Regions from separate parts of the Homo sapiens genome. Here region 2 is linked to region 1. The links are chromatin loops, found by intact Hi-C in ENCODE. Cell type or tissue: ovary. All regions are shown on one strand.

What was found. Hi-C counts contacts between places; a loop is a spot of excess contacts. Peaks named below come from ENCODE experiments on the same cell type or tissue, not always from the same donor. Only the 100,000 strongest peaks of a DNase experiment are listed, where the experiment ranks them.
Region 2: it touches region 1 in a loop (2.7-fold over the local background); 9 of 110 quality-filtered maps call a loop at or near these places.

What each region holds. Positions count from the first base shown.
Region 1 is chr7:130,892,271-130,900,270 of GRCh38, reverse strand. All of the region lies in intron 6 of LINC-PINT (long intergenic non-protein coding RNA, p53 induced transcript), which reads left to right. Among named protein-coding and RNA genes, the nearest start is that of LINC00513, 17 kb to the left of the region's middle. RefSeq lists a silencer at 38-241 and an enhancer at 187-481. In ovary, CTCF peaks have their summits at 3,125 (motif pointing left) and 3,743 (motif pointing right); DNase peaks (open chromatin) are centred at 3,100, 5,970 and 6,756; H3K27ac peaks cover 4,556 bases.
Region 2 is chr7:131,509,487-131,517,486 of GRCh38, reverse strand. It overlaps PODXL (podocalyxin like), which reads left to right. Exons shown (of 9, transcript NM_001018111.3): 2 at 6,054-6,659; 3 at 7,156-7,251; 4 at 7,902-8,000. Among named protein-coding and RNA genes, the nearest start is that of PODXL, 43 kb to the left of the region's middle. RefSeq lists an enhancer at 3,354-4,213. In ovary, a CTCF peak has its summit at 3,772 (motif pointing right); a DNase peak (open chromatin) is centred at 3,776.

The DNA of each region.
Region 1 (8,000 bases):
GGTATTCAGGAGAGACCCGTCCCCAAGAGACTGCCTGCTACTTCCTCTTCCTATGAATGTCACTGTGAGGGGAATAAATAAGGATAGACCAGAAAAGCAAATTGTAAGAAATTTGAAACCAGTTGTCAGTTTTCAGGTGCCCAGGAGCATGACAATATGCCCGAGGGACCGTAACAGGACTTGACATGGAGCTGGGTCTAAAGCAGATGACCTGGTGGCTGCAGCGTGTTCCACACAGGCGAGCACTGTGAGGCCAAAGGACTGGTGTTGAGCAGAATGAAAAAGCACAGTGTTGGTTAATCCTGAAAAGTGAAGCCTGCAAGAAATGAACTTCGACCTTGGAGTGGGGGTGGGACAGGGGCTAGAAGGAAGAGAGGCTCGGAAGTGTGTTGTGTAAACGTGGTTCTGTTTTGTCTAATCTTTTACTACCTGTAGGGACAGGTGGATGCAGTGGAGCTGCTGGCAGGAAAGGTGGAGTTTTTTCAAGGTCACGAGTTAAGCAATAGAGTAGAATATCTTTGCAGCTGCAAGAGGAGGTGCGAGCAGCTTGTTCACAAGGTATATTTTGCAGGAGTTTCCCCTTACAAGATCTTATTTGCTTGAGAGTAGCGTTAAGGATTTCTGTGCCAACAGTTAGCTGGATCTCTGGGGTTGAATCGTTATCACCAATCTATAGTTAAAATAAGCATTAAAAAAAAAAAGGAGTCTACTTTCAAAGTTTTCCCGAAGTGCCAGTCTGAAGCAGCTACCTTTAAAAGCTGTTCTTGAATAATAGGTTGCTATATCCTAGTCTGTAATCTTGGACTAATGTCTGAGGAAGGAAAAAAAAAAAAAGAATATTCTCTCTTTGTCCGATTAAGAAGTGGAGGTAGACAGCGATTCGACATGTTGTATGGGCGAGGCTGTGCTGAGCTTGCGTCTGGGACAATGACCAGACAGATGAAAGGAGAAGTGAGAGATATTTTTAGCACATCAGGACTGCTTTGAAACATTGATTTTTTTTCCATCTCCTCCCACCCCCCATAATTCCAGCAGGAAGATTCAGTGGCAGGCACTTTAATTCAGTGTAAAAACATCTTCTATATTACACACTAAAATATTCATGAGGAAAGGGAGTTGCTGATTTTAAGGCGTAGCTTTAAAACCCACGTCTGTCGGCTTGATGGTCAGTGTCCCGCCACACAGTCTGGAAGTGTGACGTGGCCAAGGAGGACCCCCAGAAGGATCCTGTGTCTTCCGTGGGGACTACTCCTTTCCTCAGAGGAGCGGGTTCACAGGAAACTGGAGCAGAAGGATGCCTTTAGCCCCACTCCTGTTGGTCCTCAGTCCCTTCTCCTTTGATCAGGTGGTTCAAGCACGCCTTGAAGTTCCGGTGTTCAAACAACGTGACCTCTGCAATTACGTTCTAATACTTGTCGGTGCCCAACTTAAACCACTAGCAATGTTAGTTAAAAACATCAGGGAGGCCGGGCGCGTGGCTCATGCCTGTAGTCCCAGCACTTTGGGAGGCCTAGGCGGGCAGATCACTTGAGGTCAAGAGTTCGAGACCAGCCTGGCCAACATGGTGAAACTCTGTCTCTACTGAAAATACAAAAAAAGTTAGCCAGGTGTGGTGGCGGGTGCCTGTAATCCCAGCTACTTGGGAGGCTGAGGCTGAGGCAGGAGAATCACTTGAACCCGGGAGGCAGAGGTTGCAGTGAGCTGAGATCGCGCCACTGCAGTCTAGCCTGGGTGACAGAGACAAAACACAAAACAAAACAAAACACCTCAGGAGGCTGTAAATCAAGCACAACTGAAGCAAAGATAAAAACGGGCAGTCTCAGAATCACCTTTGAAGGTGGAAGGAAGGGCGTTTGTGTGTGACAAGAAGAGTGTACGTTCATACAAGGGTTTTTACTCCTCCTCTGAAAAGTCCTGCTTGGTGGCTGGCCAGTTTGTCATGCTTGGCTGCCCAAGCAAGTGGTGGCAGTCGGAGCACAGGAGAAAGCCGCAGGGGGTGAGGAAGAAGTGCTGGAGAGGGCGCTCCACCTTTCGGCTGCCCTGACCTGTCTCCAGCCCCAGGGCATGTGGTTCTGGGCCGGGCACTGGCCCCCTCTCTGTGGACTGTACCAGGCAGCGGGTAGTGCACAAGCTCTGAGGTCAGGCCACCTGGGCCTAAACTCCAGCTCTGCTCCTTGCTAGCAGTGTGACTCTGGGCACGTTCAAGTTACTTCATGCTTTGTGCCTCAGTTTCCTCATCTGTGAAATGGGGATGGTAACAGGACCCTCATCCCAGGACTGCTGTGTGGATTGAAGTGCCTGCAACGGGATTTGTCTTTTCTGGGATCGCGGTGGATGCTCTATTCCAGGTGAGGGAGTCTCTTGCTTTCTCCTACCTCTTGCAGCCGCTTTGCCTCTGAGTGGCAAATAGCAAGTGGCTGAAAATCACAATGAGCCCGTCAGAGAATGGGGATGGGCCACAAGGCCACAGTCGGATGGGTTCTCCATGCCCTCGACTATGCAGCGGGGTCAGGGCATCCCTTCCTCCTGGGGTGCCCACACCATTCCCTTGGAAGTTTAGACAGCAGCCCTTGCCTCGCCAGACGCAGCAACCCCTCCCAGCTACACGTGGAATCTGTGGCCCAGCCTCCCTCAGATGACCCGCATTGCCTGACAGAGACCAGGGGCCCTGAGGGGTGGCTGTCGCTGGCCTGGGACAGGGTCCCTGCAGGTTTTCAGGGTCCTCAGCAGCATTCGCCAGCGTCGGGTCAGACTGAGTCATGGGGCCCGAGCTCTCCACGAGTTGGTTCTCCAGTTGGTTCTCGTTGGGGGTAATGCCCTTCATCGAACCGCTTCATCCCCAGCCTGTATTGTCTCCGTCTCTTCGCAGTTGTCAGAGGGCTCGGCCGCCACCCTGAAACAGCCCAGAGCTCTCTGAAGAGCACGAGCTTTTACGCTTCTCTCCCCAAATCAACTGACTTTTTCATTGCTTCTGTGGAGGCTTTCTGTGGGAGAAAAGCGTGTTTATGGGGCAAGCTCAGAGAGCTCCTGTCCCCGTGGTGGAATTTTTTTAGTGGCTCTGCCCACGTGGTGGTGAGCGCCGGTGAGGATGGGACGCATTTTCTGCTAAAATGGCTGTGCGAGGCTGCCACCTCGTGGCCAGCACAAGGCAGTGAGTGTGTCCCTTGCTGGAGCTTCTGGGTGAAATAAACTCATTTTAAAGGTCTTCAGCAAGGACCTCACTCCCTCACTCTCTCAGTGTGCATATCATTCCAGCTCCAGGGCTTAATGCGTCTGTTGTGGCATCTCTCAAATCTGTACTTTGCTATCTCTTTGACTACAGAGTCACTACCTTCCGATAAGCCCTTCTGCTGTCTCCAGACCGATCCTTCTAAAGCGTAGATGTCATTGTCTTTCTCTCATTAAAGCTCTTTCATGGCTCCTCATTTTCCAGGTTCCAGCTCATGTCTCAGGAGGCCGCTAAGCCCACTCCTCTGCCCCAGCCTGTGTCTGCGCACGTCTCTTCTCCCTTCCTCCTGGTTTCCTCTGGCTGATACCTGCTCACCTGAAAGTCATCTCAGGTGCCACCTCCTCCAGGGATTCCTCGCATTAGATTAGCTTCCTTCTTCCCCATTCCTAGCTGACTTCCTTCATTATGCCTCAGATCCTTTTTTTGGAAGAAAAAGAAAGAAATGGAAGACAGACTGGCCAGCAGGGGGAGAGAGAGGGAGGGAGGGCATATCAGAGAATTCAATATGCTGCGTTTTAACCAGATACTTTTCTTCCTCTCCCACAAGGCATCAGAGTAGAGACTGCCTTTCATCTCTCTCCCCCTTGTGTAATAGCACAGTGTCTGGCAGATAACTGTTGCTTGCTAATTATTAGAAGGAAGAAAGGGAGGGAGAATAAAAGCCAGCATCACCATGTGATCTTCCTAAGTGCGACAGATGTGAGAAAAGAACTACCTTAAGCTCCAGGGGCCCTAGAGGAACGGCGCTGCGTGCTAGTGCAGATGGTAGCAAACGCTCTCACCTGGCTTGGCAACACTTCTTCACCTCTTCTTTCTACCACCACAGCGACTGTCTCCCTCCAGCCCATCCTACTGCCAAATTCATCTTCTATTAAGCATAGCTTCAATCACATCATTTCTTTATCAAAACACTTCTACAGAGGAGTTCCAAATGCTTTAGCCGGGCCGTCCAGGGCCTCCACAGGATGACCCCAGCCCATCTAGTTTTCTACCACTCTTTATGTGTTTCCTAAGTACCATTCATTATTTTAGGACTTGGTATTTGCTGATGAATTTACTTACTTACTTGAGAGTGTGGCAAAAGCACATCCTAAACTTTCAGTTAAAAGGAGTTTGATTGATTGACCTGCTCTGAGTTTAAGGCACGTGCTGGTCACTGTGGGAGCCATTAAAGAAGGTATTGTTCTGTGGCCGCCAGGAACAGATAGCCCAGCTGGGGACAAGACAAAAAAGCAGGGGGCATTAAGGAACAGACAGCAGAAAGGAACATGTCACAAGTGCACAATTAATCGCCAAATATATGGCTCAAGAAGGGGTGGTGATCAAACCAGATAATGTCTGTGAAAGTGCCTCTCTCCTGTCAAACTCCCAATTCCGAGCAGTCCTACAGTCGGCCCCTTCCACAGGGCGTAGCCCTGTCATTCCACCTCAAACGTCGTACACACTCGGCCTGTCCTACAAAGCCCTTCGTGATAAGGCCTGCTTCTCCTTCCCACCTTGTGGGACCCCCGACCCTGGAACCCCGAGCTGCAGAGCTGGAGAGAATGCACTCTGTTGTTTGGTATACGTGTTCCTTGAAACATTCACTCCTCCCCATTTTCCTTCGGTGTTTAACCTGTTCTTCCTTTAAAATTCGGCTTTTCCTTTAAAATCCAGCCTGGAGCTCCCCAATGAAGACTTCTGTGGCGCTGCAGGCAAAACTCACCACCTGCAGAGTCTCTGCTCTCCCTTGTCAAATACGCGTTTGTGACATACATTGGAAGGCATCGGGCACATTTCTGTCATCTGTGTGACTGTGGACCTCTGCCGCAGGGGTCATGTCCTTTCCCTTTACAGTGCTTGATGAGGTACACGTCTTGTCAATGTTTGTCACGGACTGAAACTTAACACATTAGAGAGGACAGCAAAGTCAGTTGACTCTAAATTGTTAAGGCACAAGCTCTGTGAGTTCAGAAGAGACATGTGCCAGAATCGGTCCAGGGAGGTTCTTAGAACCTACCAGTTCTAAGTAGGAGTTCTTAGAACCTACCAGTTCTAAGTAGGAATTCTTAGAACTGGAAGGTCAAAGCTTTGTACATGTGAAATAGATCAAACAATAAAAAGAATTCCATGTAGAATAGCTCAGTGTCTGTGGCTCCTAATGGCTCCCCCATTCTCTGCACCAGCCAGCGGGAGGAGAAAGCCTGCAGAGTGGGGGCAGCGGAGACAGAACATCTTAACCCCAGCAGAGGCTTTATCTAAGGAAGTAGAGCGAATGCCCTGAAGGTGGGTTGGACTTAGGTGGTGGAAAGGTTTCAAATGCACTCTGTTATCTTGCAGGTAGTGGCTGCCATTTATTACTTTAGAAAACCATGGCGACTTCATCAAAGTGGTGTTTTAGAAAGATGATCCAGGGCCGTCTTTTCCCTTTGAGAGTGGGAGGTGCCCTGTGGCCCTACCTTCATTTTCTGTGATGGTATTCCCAGTGGTTTCCTCCCTGTGGCTTTGCGGCTTAGTGGTGAACCAAGAGGCTTAGGATGCAGGTGCAAAGCCCCTCTACTCTTTAATGCCTCACTTCAAGGTGCAGGATCTTTCCCTCTGTAAACAAAGGCTTTCCTTCTGGCACTGCCCTTGACCTGCTCAGAGCTGTTCTCTGATCCTTTGGGTCTCTCTGCCCTCGTGACTGGCAGTGACCTGCTAGGCAGCAACCCCCACGCAGCAGGTGGTCCTCCAGAGCTGAGTCACCACCCCGGGAACCGTGCCCTGGTGAGGCCATCCAAGGTAGACCGGCACAGGGCGGGTGTGAGTGGCCTCTCCACCTGGCCCCTCGGTCTGGGAGGGCTCTTTCAGCTTGACAGAGAGAGCAAAGGAAACTCGGATTTTTGGCAAAGCAGAAAAACATTTTACCTGTGATCACAGTTATGGGCCTTGGTCAGTCATTTGATTTCAGCACACCCAAATTGTCCATTTACAGATACCTTGAGACATGGAAAGGGAGGAAATTTTTTAATGATGTTTTAAGATTCTGTTTGACCTCATGAATTAAGAGCGGTGAGAAGTAATAGAACACGGAGAGATACCTAAGCCATTGATTGATATTGTAGGCAATAAACAAGTGAGATTCAGATTATTTTTAAAAATTTTTTTCATGGGCACTGATGGATGTTTAAAAAATTATGACGTGTTCTGTTCATGACGCGTTCTGTTCATTTCCAGAGAAGAGAAAAATGTGGTTGCTTTTGAAAGGAGGTTTTTTGTTTTGTTTTGTTTTGTTTTTAAACGTCTAGCTTATTCATTACACCAGCGAATAGCAATGACCTCAGTCTAAAAAGCAAGTTAACCATCATCTCTCTCCTTGCCTGGGAAAAGAAGCCTTTATCTAAGTAGCCAAAAGATGGGCAAGGCTGACCACCCAGTCATTTCGGCTGATCAGGATTTTCCAAAAAACAAAAAGCTCTCTGTTTTCACAACTGAGTGACAACTCTTAGGAAATACTACCAGCTTACTCAGTTTGAGTAAGGCCATGGAGAAGTCTGGTGACAGTCAGTTGCCTGGATGCACATGTTACACATGGCTAACGATGCTGTCACCACTGGGAGCTTTCAGAATTGGAGAAAATAACACCGTGTCTCTTGCTTTCTGAACATGGAATTTTTAACTTTTTTTTTTTTTTTTTCTGGAGACAGAGTCTCGCTCTGGCGCCCAGGCTGGAGTGCAGTGGCATGATCTCAGCTCACTACAACCTCCACCTCCCGGGTTCAAACAATTCTCCTGCCTCAGCCTCCCAAGTAGCTGGGATTACAGGTGCCCACCACCACGCCTGGCTAATTTCTGTATTTTTAGTAGAGATGGGGTTTTGCCATGTTGGCCAAGCCGGTGTTGAACCCCTGGCCTCAGGTGATCCACCCACCTCAGCCTCCCAAAGTGCTGGGATTACAGGCATGAGCCACCCCATGCCCAGCTGGAATTTTTTAACTTAAAAAAAAAAAGTTTCAGTGTTTGTCCTTACCCATTATGTGCCCAGTTAGTTCTATACCAGTGAAAGTTCCCCCCAAAAGAAAAAGAAAAAGAAAAAAAAGACTGTCATTTTCTTGAGCAGCTTTCTTGAGCTCTGTGTGTGTATGCCTATGTCTGGGGCATACACAAGGACTCTGGCAGGCCCACTAAACTCTACCACGTAGTTGCCAGATATGCTGTAAACTGTCACCTGGAAGTTGGGATTTACTCTTTTATTTTTCTGTTTATTTTGCATGAGTACTGTATGTATAAAAAAGTAGCCACATATGGATGGTCAAAGGGTTTCCTAGAAATATGGATAGTCAGAGGGCTTCCTAGAAATATGGATGGTCAAAGGTATCCTAGTTTTTCAGGTAAACTCCACTAGAAACCAGAACCATATCCCAATTCCATAGCCTTTATTATTTCAGATCAATAGAAGCAGAATCAAAATGCATTTGGAGCTTAGAGGTCAATTGATTTGGAAACCACTCCGGTGCAAAGAATCTCTAGATTCATTGATTTTGGAGTATTGTTTAGGGGAAAAGGACTTTAAAGGCTGGGCGGGGAAGCTTTATTCCTTTTTTTTTTTTTTTTTTTTTTTTTTTTTTCAGAAGACATTTATGAGTTTATTGATTTGGCACATTTCCAGAGGACAATTCAGTGACATATACCAACATGTACAACAGATTCATCTTTTGACCCAACTTTTTCACTCTTTTTTTTTTTATTTTTTTTTATTTAATGTTTTTTTTTTATTATACTCTAAGTTTTAGGGTACATGTGCACATTGTGC
Region 2 (8,000 bases), 620 kb before region 1:
AACGCTGAGTCTGTGAAAACATCGAGTTCTGGGACCTGGTTGACTGGCTGCGTTCTCTATCGTTGTGAGTCAACACAGTTCCCAGTTTGCGGGCCCTACACCTAGGAAGTCAGTGAGTTGCCCGTCCATTCTGATCCTAAAGAGCACACAAGCTGTTAGCTGCTGCTCGAAATAGCCTTGGTTAGACCATTGCGATCACTACGCTGGTCTTGCTGCCCACTGTGGAAACACACACACCTTTTTTCCTGGAAACGAAATTCTGTTATTTTCTCTACACTAAGGAACCTGGTGTCCGTCCCCACTGAAATCAGCAGCATTTCCTATTAACATACCTGACCAGTGAAGGTCAGCCACAAGAGTTCTCAGAACATATGAATAGTCCTCTTAACAATATCCCAAATGTAATCAAATCCAAGCCACTATCAATTATAGGATGCACTATTATTTTATGAACCACTAAGAAAAAAAGCCAAGCATGGTGGCTTGCACCTGTAATCCCAGCAATTTGGGAGGCTGAGGTAGAAGGATCACTTGAGCACAGGAGTTCGAGACCAGCCTGGGCAACATAGGGAGATCCTGTTTCTACAAAATTTCTCAGGTGTCGTAGTGCACACCTGTGCTCCCAGCTACTTGGGAAGCTGAGGCAGAAGGATCACTTGAGCCCAGGAAGTTGATGCTGCAGTGTATCATGCCACTGCACTACAACCTAGGTGATGGAGCAAGACCCTGTCTCAAAAAAAAAAAAAAAAAGAGAAAAAAAAGCACCACAGTCAAAGCGTGACCCACAATTATTTATAATACATTCTCATTTCAGAGACATGGAAAGATGTGAATCTCAGAAGTCATGAATTATGTTGCTTAAAGCCTTGTAAAGGGAGTGTCATTTGAGTTCTCATGACACACCAGAGCATGAGTGAGCAGGACATACATGATAAACACTCTGTTTCTCCAAGACTTTTTTTTTTCTTCTGAGACACAGTATCTCTCTGTCTCCCAGGTTGGAGTGCAGTGGTGCTATCTCCTGGGTTCAAGCAATTCTCCTGCCTCAGCCTCCTGAGTAGCCAGGATTACAGGCATGCGCCAACACGCCCGGCTAATTTTTGTATTTTTAGTAGAGACGGGGTTTCACCATGTTGGCCAGGCTGGTCTCAAACTCCCGACCTTGTGATCCGCCTGCCTCAGCCTCCCAAATTGCTGGGATTACAGGCGTGAGCCACCGTGCCCAGCCAAGACTTTCATTTCTTCCTATACATTGTTCCAGGGAATTTCTGACAACTCAGCTTTATTTAATGTAGGTTTCCATTGAGTCCAGGTTTCAGTCATCCAACTAAGAAAGCAATGAGAACTACCTGTAGCTGCTTGAGTCAGCATATTGGATCCAAAACCTATGCTATGCATACCCATACTGGGTAATTCAGCCTGATGTAAAATTATCATCATCCTCCTTTTGATACAGCACCCTTATGTTAAATATCCATAAATATTTGCAAGTTTTTTTGTAGATATTTTTAGTGTGTGAGCCTTCTCCTAGGTCAGAGTCTGTGTTTTTCCTCCTGGGACATATTGGAATCTGACTGTTGTTATAGGTATGAAGAAAATAAAGAGCAGTGGGGATCATGATGAGATTTGGCTTTCGGTGCCAATGAGCTGAAGTGAGGTTATTGAGGATCTTACAGGAGAGCAGTGGTAGAGCTTCCTGGCAAGTGAATTCCATTGAAGATGGAGATTTATGGGTAGTCTGATTCATCTACACCCTCTCATGTCACCATTTAATTCTCTAAGTTGGCCAGGCGCGGTGGCTCACGTCTGTAATCCCTGCACTTTGGGAGGCCAAGGTGGGCGGAATATCTGAGGTCAGTAGTTCGAGACCAGCCTGGCTAACATGGTGAAACCCCATTTCTACTAAAAATACAAAAAATTAGTTGGGCATGGTGGCGTGCACTTGTAATCTCAGCTACTTGGGAGGCTGAGGCAGGAGAATTGCTTGAACCTGGGAGGCTGAGGTTGCAGTGAGCCGAGATCGCACCATTGCACTCCAGCTTGGGCGACAGGAGCGAAACTCTGTCTCAAAAAAAAAATTCTCTAGGTCCTATTTTCACATAAGAGACCTGGTGAGCTTATGAATTAAGTTAACACCCTAATTCGGCAACTCACGGAATTAAGCTTTTAAAGTCTTTTAAAGGGCCCTCTCAGCCCTTCAGCTGCAAACAAAGAGACTCCTTGAATGTGTTCTTGGAAAGTCTCTGGTTTTCAGTCTGTGCTTTTATAGGAGGTTTAGGAATTTGAATTTGTTGTTCTCTTTCTTGAAACCAGTAGTTTTTACTGGCAGTGATTTTGTCGCCGTCAGGAGACATTTGGCAATATCTGGAGACATTTTTCATGGTTACAACTGGAAAGGGGCGTGCATGTGTATTACTTGCATCTAATAGACAGAGGCCAGGAATGCTGCTCAGCATTCTGCGTATAATGCATAGGACAACTGCCTATAACAAGAAATATCCAGTTCAAAATGCCAATAGTTTCAGAGTTGACAAATCCTGTTTTAAGCTGTTCACCACTGTAAGAAGCAACCATCCAGGGCTGGGTGCCATGGCTCACACCTGTAATCCCAGCACTTTGGGAGGCCGAGGCTGGAGGATCACTTGAGCCTAGAAGTTTGAGACTAGCCTGGCCATTATAGTGAGATCTCATCTCTACAAATTAGAAAAAAAAATTAGCTGGGTGTGGTGGTGCGTGCTTGTGGTCTCAGCTACTCGGAGGCTGAGGTGGGAGGACTGATTGAGCCTAGGAGGTCAAGGCTGTAGTGAGTCCTGATTGTGCCACTGTACTCCAGCTTGGGCAACAGAGCAAGATCCTGTCTCACAAACAAAACAAAACAAAAAACAATCATCCCACCAATTTCTTAATTCCCTAAATATGCTGATATAGTCCCTTAGCAATCTAGTATCTTGCCAGATGACACTATGATGCCATCAATAGTAAGAAGCACTGTTACTTTATGAACTACTAAGAAGAAAAAATGCCTGTCAAACCCTCACATTGCACTGTTCCCCCCGCCACCCCACTTTTTTTTGGAGACTGTGTCTCACTCTGTCACCCAGGCCGGAGTGCAGTGGCACAATCTTGGCTCACTACACCTCCGCCTCCCAGGTTCAAGCTATTCTCCTGCCTCAGCCTCCTGAGTAGCTAGGATTACAGGTGCCCGCCACCACGCCTGGCTAATTTTTGTATTTTTAGTAGAGATGAAGTTTCACAATGTTGGCCAGGCTGGTCTCAGGTGACCTCAGGTGATCCACCTGCCTTGGCCTCCCAAAGTGCTGGGATTACAGGCATGAGCCACCGCACCCAGCCTGTATTGCTTTTTAAAACACATTTGGTGAGTGTGCCTTTCATACTCTGGCAGCAGCCACTGGGCCACACCAAAGCCACTTCCTGGGCACTTCACTCTAGATTAGAGGTGATAATGTGACTGCTTATCCTTGAGATATCATGGGACACTTGCAAGTATTCCTTAATACTTGCAGAATTTTGACTGCCCTTTGTCCCCAGTAAGGCCTGACAACCAATCCTTGAAGTCTTGCTGCTGGCGGCTACTCCTGATAAACATTTCTGCTTTTCAGTAGCAAAATGTGTGTGTAAAAGATATGGGGATACTGTCCAGTGTATGGAGTAGCTGGGATTGCTGGAGGCCACATGCAGGGCTACTTTGAACCTCACTCAAGCCAGGCTGTAGATTCAGGGAGGCCAGCGCTGCTTACCCATGCCAAGCACTAGGTGGCGCTGCGGCCCAGGATGAGTGCTTGGCCTCACCTCCATGCATGATGTCACCACTCCTGCCTGCAGAGCCCGTCACGGCTGGAATGAGACTGCACGTTCATGGTGGCACTGCCACCTGCTTATGCTCATCCCAGGGGAGGCTGGCAAGGCAAAGAGCTGGCATTTTCATAGGAGCATCAACATAGGAGGCAGATTCTGCTGCCATCAAGTCTCACGGGGTGCGGAACTCCCAAATATAGAGAAATGGTATGGGTGCTGGCTGGCACAGAGTACGGGATGCAGCCATCAGCCCCCTTCCCACCACTCCCTTCTGCTCCAGACAGAAAACTAGGAATCACCTTAGATTCTCTTCTTCCCTCACTTAGGACATCAACAAGCAGTTGATCTCCAAAACAGTCTTGACTCTCTCCACCTTTTGTCTCCAGTGTCAATAGCTTCCTGTGGCCAACGCTGTTCATTCCATCTGGATTACTGTGATTGCCTCCTAACTTCTCTTTCCTCTTCCACACACTCTTCTTTCCAGTCTGCATTCCCCAAAGCAGCAGGAACAGGTTTCTCTGTAAGTCATCCTATAAAACTTCTGTGCTTTAATGCCTTCAGTGGCTTCTTTTTTGCACCAAGAATAAAATCTGGAATCTGCATGTTGGCCTCTGAGGAGTATGATCTTATGTCTCCTTCTTCTGCGTAGGATGTGATTTTTTTTTTTTTTTTTTTTGAGACGGAGTCTTGCTCAGTCGCCCAGGCTGAAGTGCAGTGGTGCCATCTTGGCTCACTGCAACCTCTGCCTCCCGGGTTCAAGCCGTTCTCCTGCCTCAGCCTCCCAAGTAGCTGGGATCACCACGCCCAGTTACTTTACTACCATCACCACGCCCAGCTTATTTATTTTTTATTTTTAGTAGAGATGGGGTTTCTCTATATTGGCCAGACTGGTCTGTAACTCCTGACCTCAAGTGATCTGCCTGCCTCAGCCTCCCAAAGTGCTGGGATTAAAGGCATGAGCCACCACACCCGGCTGAATGTGATTTTTAAGAGGGCCTTTTATTCTCAAAAATGTCTGGTTTGGACGCTCAGTTGCTATCACTGTCATAAGACCCTGCATTTTCTCAGCCCTGAACCTGACCCCTCCTTACCAAACTCCATTCCTGCTTGTCTTCTGTCAGCAGCTTTCCCTACTCGGGGGCTTTGCAGATTCTGTTCCTTCTGCTGGGGACACTTCTCCTCCCATTCTTCACACAGCATTCTCCTTGCTATCCTTCAGGGCTTAGCTTAACCATCATCGCAGAGATGCCTTTCTTTCCCTCATTCGACATGGTCCCTCCCCGCTCGTCTCTGCATCATTTCCTTCCTCACTTCCTCCGTGTAGTAAGCAGATTTGACGGCTGCTCTGTCCAGGTGGTTAGTCTCTGCCTCCCCACCAGAGTGTTAGCTTCTTGAGGGTACGACTCTCTGTGTCGTGTTCACCATTGTGTCTCCATTGCCTGACACAGATCCTATTTCCTCAAGAAATGACAGGTGAAGCCACCATGCTGCATGCAGTCCGGGCACTCGGCCTTTCTTTCTTGGCACAGCTCACCTAGTACTGAAATAGTAATTTGTGTAATTTCAGTTTATCATCAGTTTCTCCTAGATATAACTTCCATGAGAACAGGGCCCATGTCTTTTTTGCTTAAGCTCAGAACAGGGCCAGGGCAGTTCAGGAAGCATTAGTCTGTGGAATTTTCTGTGGGCCACGTGCCTGGGAGCTGGGGAGGAGGAGACAGAGGTGTTCCTGGCAGCTGGTTCTGGGGTAGCATATTGAGAAACTTAAAGGGGATGTGTGTGGGGCTGGACGGGGAGGGCAGGGCATGCATGACAGCCTCCACGTGTGGTGGGCCTCATTGGCCTGGGCTCGCCTTCAGCAGAATTTTGCTTTTCTGACCCTGCTGCACTCCAAGCTGCCCTCTTAGAGGTTTCATGCCAGGCGTGGTGGCTCACGCCTGTAATCCCAGCTCTGAGGGAGGCAGAGGCGGGAGGATAGCTTGAGCCCAGGAGTTCAAGACCTGCCTGGGCAATATAGCAAGACCCCATTCTCCACAAAAAGGAAGAAGAAAAAAAAAAGACAGAAAAAAGAGGTTTCTTGAACCTCCGAAAATTCTGGATTCACCAAAGACCCAGGCCTTTAGCAAGGCAGACAGCAGGGCTGCGAGCAAGGCCTCTGAATCCTGGGGAAGAGCTGGAGAAGCGTGGTGAGGAAGCCTCCCAGCCCTAACTCCATTCTCTGTTATCTTTACAAACAGCAACCCAGACTACTACGGACTCATCTAACAAAACAGCACCGACTCCAGCATCCAGTGTCACCATCATGGCTACAGATACAGCCCAGCAGAGCACAGTCCCCACTTCCAAGGCCAACGAAATCTTGGCCTCGGTCAAGGCGACCACCCTTGGTGTATCCAGTGACTCACCGGGGACTACAACCCTGGCTCAGCAAGTCTCAGGCCCAGTCAACACTACCGTGGCTAGAGGAGGCGGCTCAGGCAACCCTACTACCACCATCGAGAGCCCCAAGAGCACAAAAAGTGCAGACACCACTACAGTTGCAACCTCCACAGCCACAGCTAAACCTAACACCACAAGCAGCCAGAATGGAGCAGAAGATACAACAAACTCTGGGGGGAAAAGCAGCCACAGTGTGACCACAGACCTCACATCCACTAAGGCAGAACATCTGACGACCCCTCACCCTACAAGTCCACTTAGCCCCCGACAACCCACTTCGACGCATCCTGTGGCCACCCCAACAAGCTCGGGACATGACCATCTTATGAAAATTTCAAGCAGTTCAAGCACTGTGGCTATCCCTGGCTACACCTTCACAAGCCCGGGGATGACCACCACCCTACGTAAGTAATGCCTGGTTTTCTTCAAGCACCAAGAAACTTTTCAGGGCCAGGCGTGATGGCTCTGAAAAGGCTCATGCCTTGTAATCCCAGCACTTTGGGAGGCCGAGACAGGTGGATCACCTGAGGTCAGGAGTTCGAGACCAGCCTGGCCAACATGGCGAAACCCTGTCTCTACTAAAAATACAAACATTAGCTGGGTATGGTGGCAGGCGCCTGTAATCCCAGCTACTCAGGAGGCTGAGGCAGGAGAATTGCTTGAACCTGAGAGGGGAATAGTTTCTATTTCATACCTATTTATTTATTTATTTATTTATTTTTGAGATGGAGTCTCGCTCTGTCACCCAGGCTGGAGTGCGGTGGCATGATCTCTGCTCACTGCAACCTCCACCTCCGGGTTCAAGCAATTCTCCTGCCTCAGCCTCCCGAGTAGCTGGGACTACAGGTGTGCACCAGCACACCAGCTAATTTTTTTTTTTTTTTTTTTTTTTTTTTCAAGTAGAGACAGTGTTTCACCATGTCAGCCAGGCTGGTCTTGAACTCCTGACCTCGGGTGATCTGCCCACCTTGGCCTCCCAAAGTGCTGGGATTACAGGTATGAGCCACCATGCCCGGCCGATACCTGTTTACTTACTTACTTACTTATTATTTATAAGAGCTTGTCTTAACCTAGTAAATCAATTTCAAAATCTACCTATGGATCAAGAGCCTTAGGATCATGGCCCATCTCAGACCTGTGGACCCAGAGTTTCTGAGCGCTCCTGGTGATGTTGCTGCATATCAGAGGCATATGGTCTGAAGTCAGCAGGCCACCGCTCCACAGGAGGGTGCCACACAGTAGGAGTGCGGGCTCCGGCTGAGATAATCCTGGCTTCGAATCCCTGCCCTGCCATTGTTGGCACAGGAACTCGGGCAAATCACTGAGCCCCTCGGAGCCTCAGTTTCCTTGTTTATGAAATAGGGATGATGCCGATTCCTTCCCCAGAGGATTGTGAGGATTCAGTAGGAAAGTACCTTTGAGGCACCCAGTCCCTTGCACAAAGTTAAGTGCTCAGTGAACGTTTGCTGCGGCTGCTGTGACTTTGCCGGGTTATTCCACTGGCTTGTCATAGGAGTCCACTTCTTCCGTCTCTGTGGGAGGTAAGACCAAAGAACCTGGGAAAACTATTAGAGCAAGAAAAGATTGTCCTCTTCTCGCAAGGGTGCACTCATCTTTTCTCATTACCCTCGTTTTCCCAATGACAGCGTCATCGGTTATCTCGCAAAGAACTCAACAGACCTCCAGTCAGATGCCAGCCAGCTCTACGGCCCCTTCCTCCCAGGAGACAGTGCAGCCCACGAGCC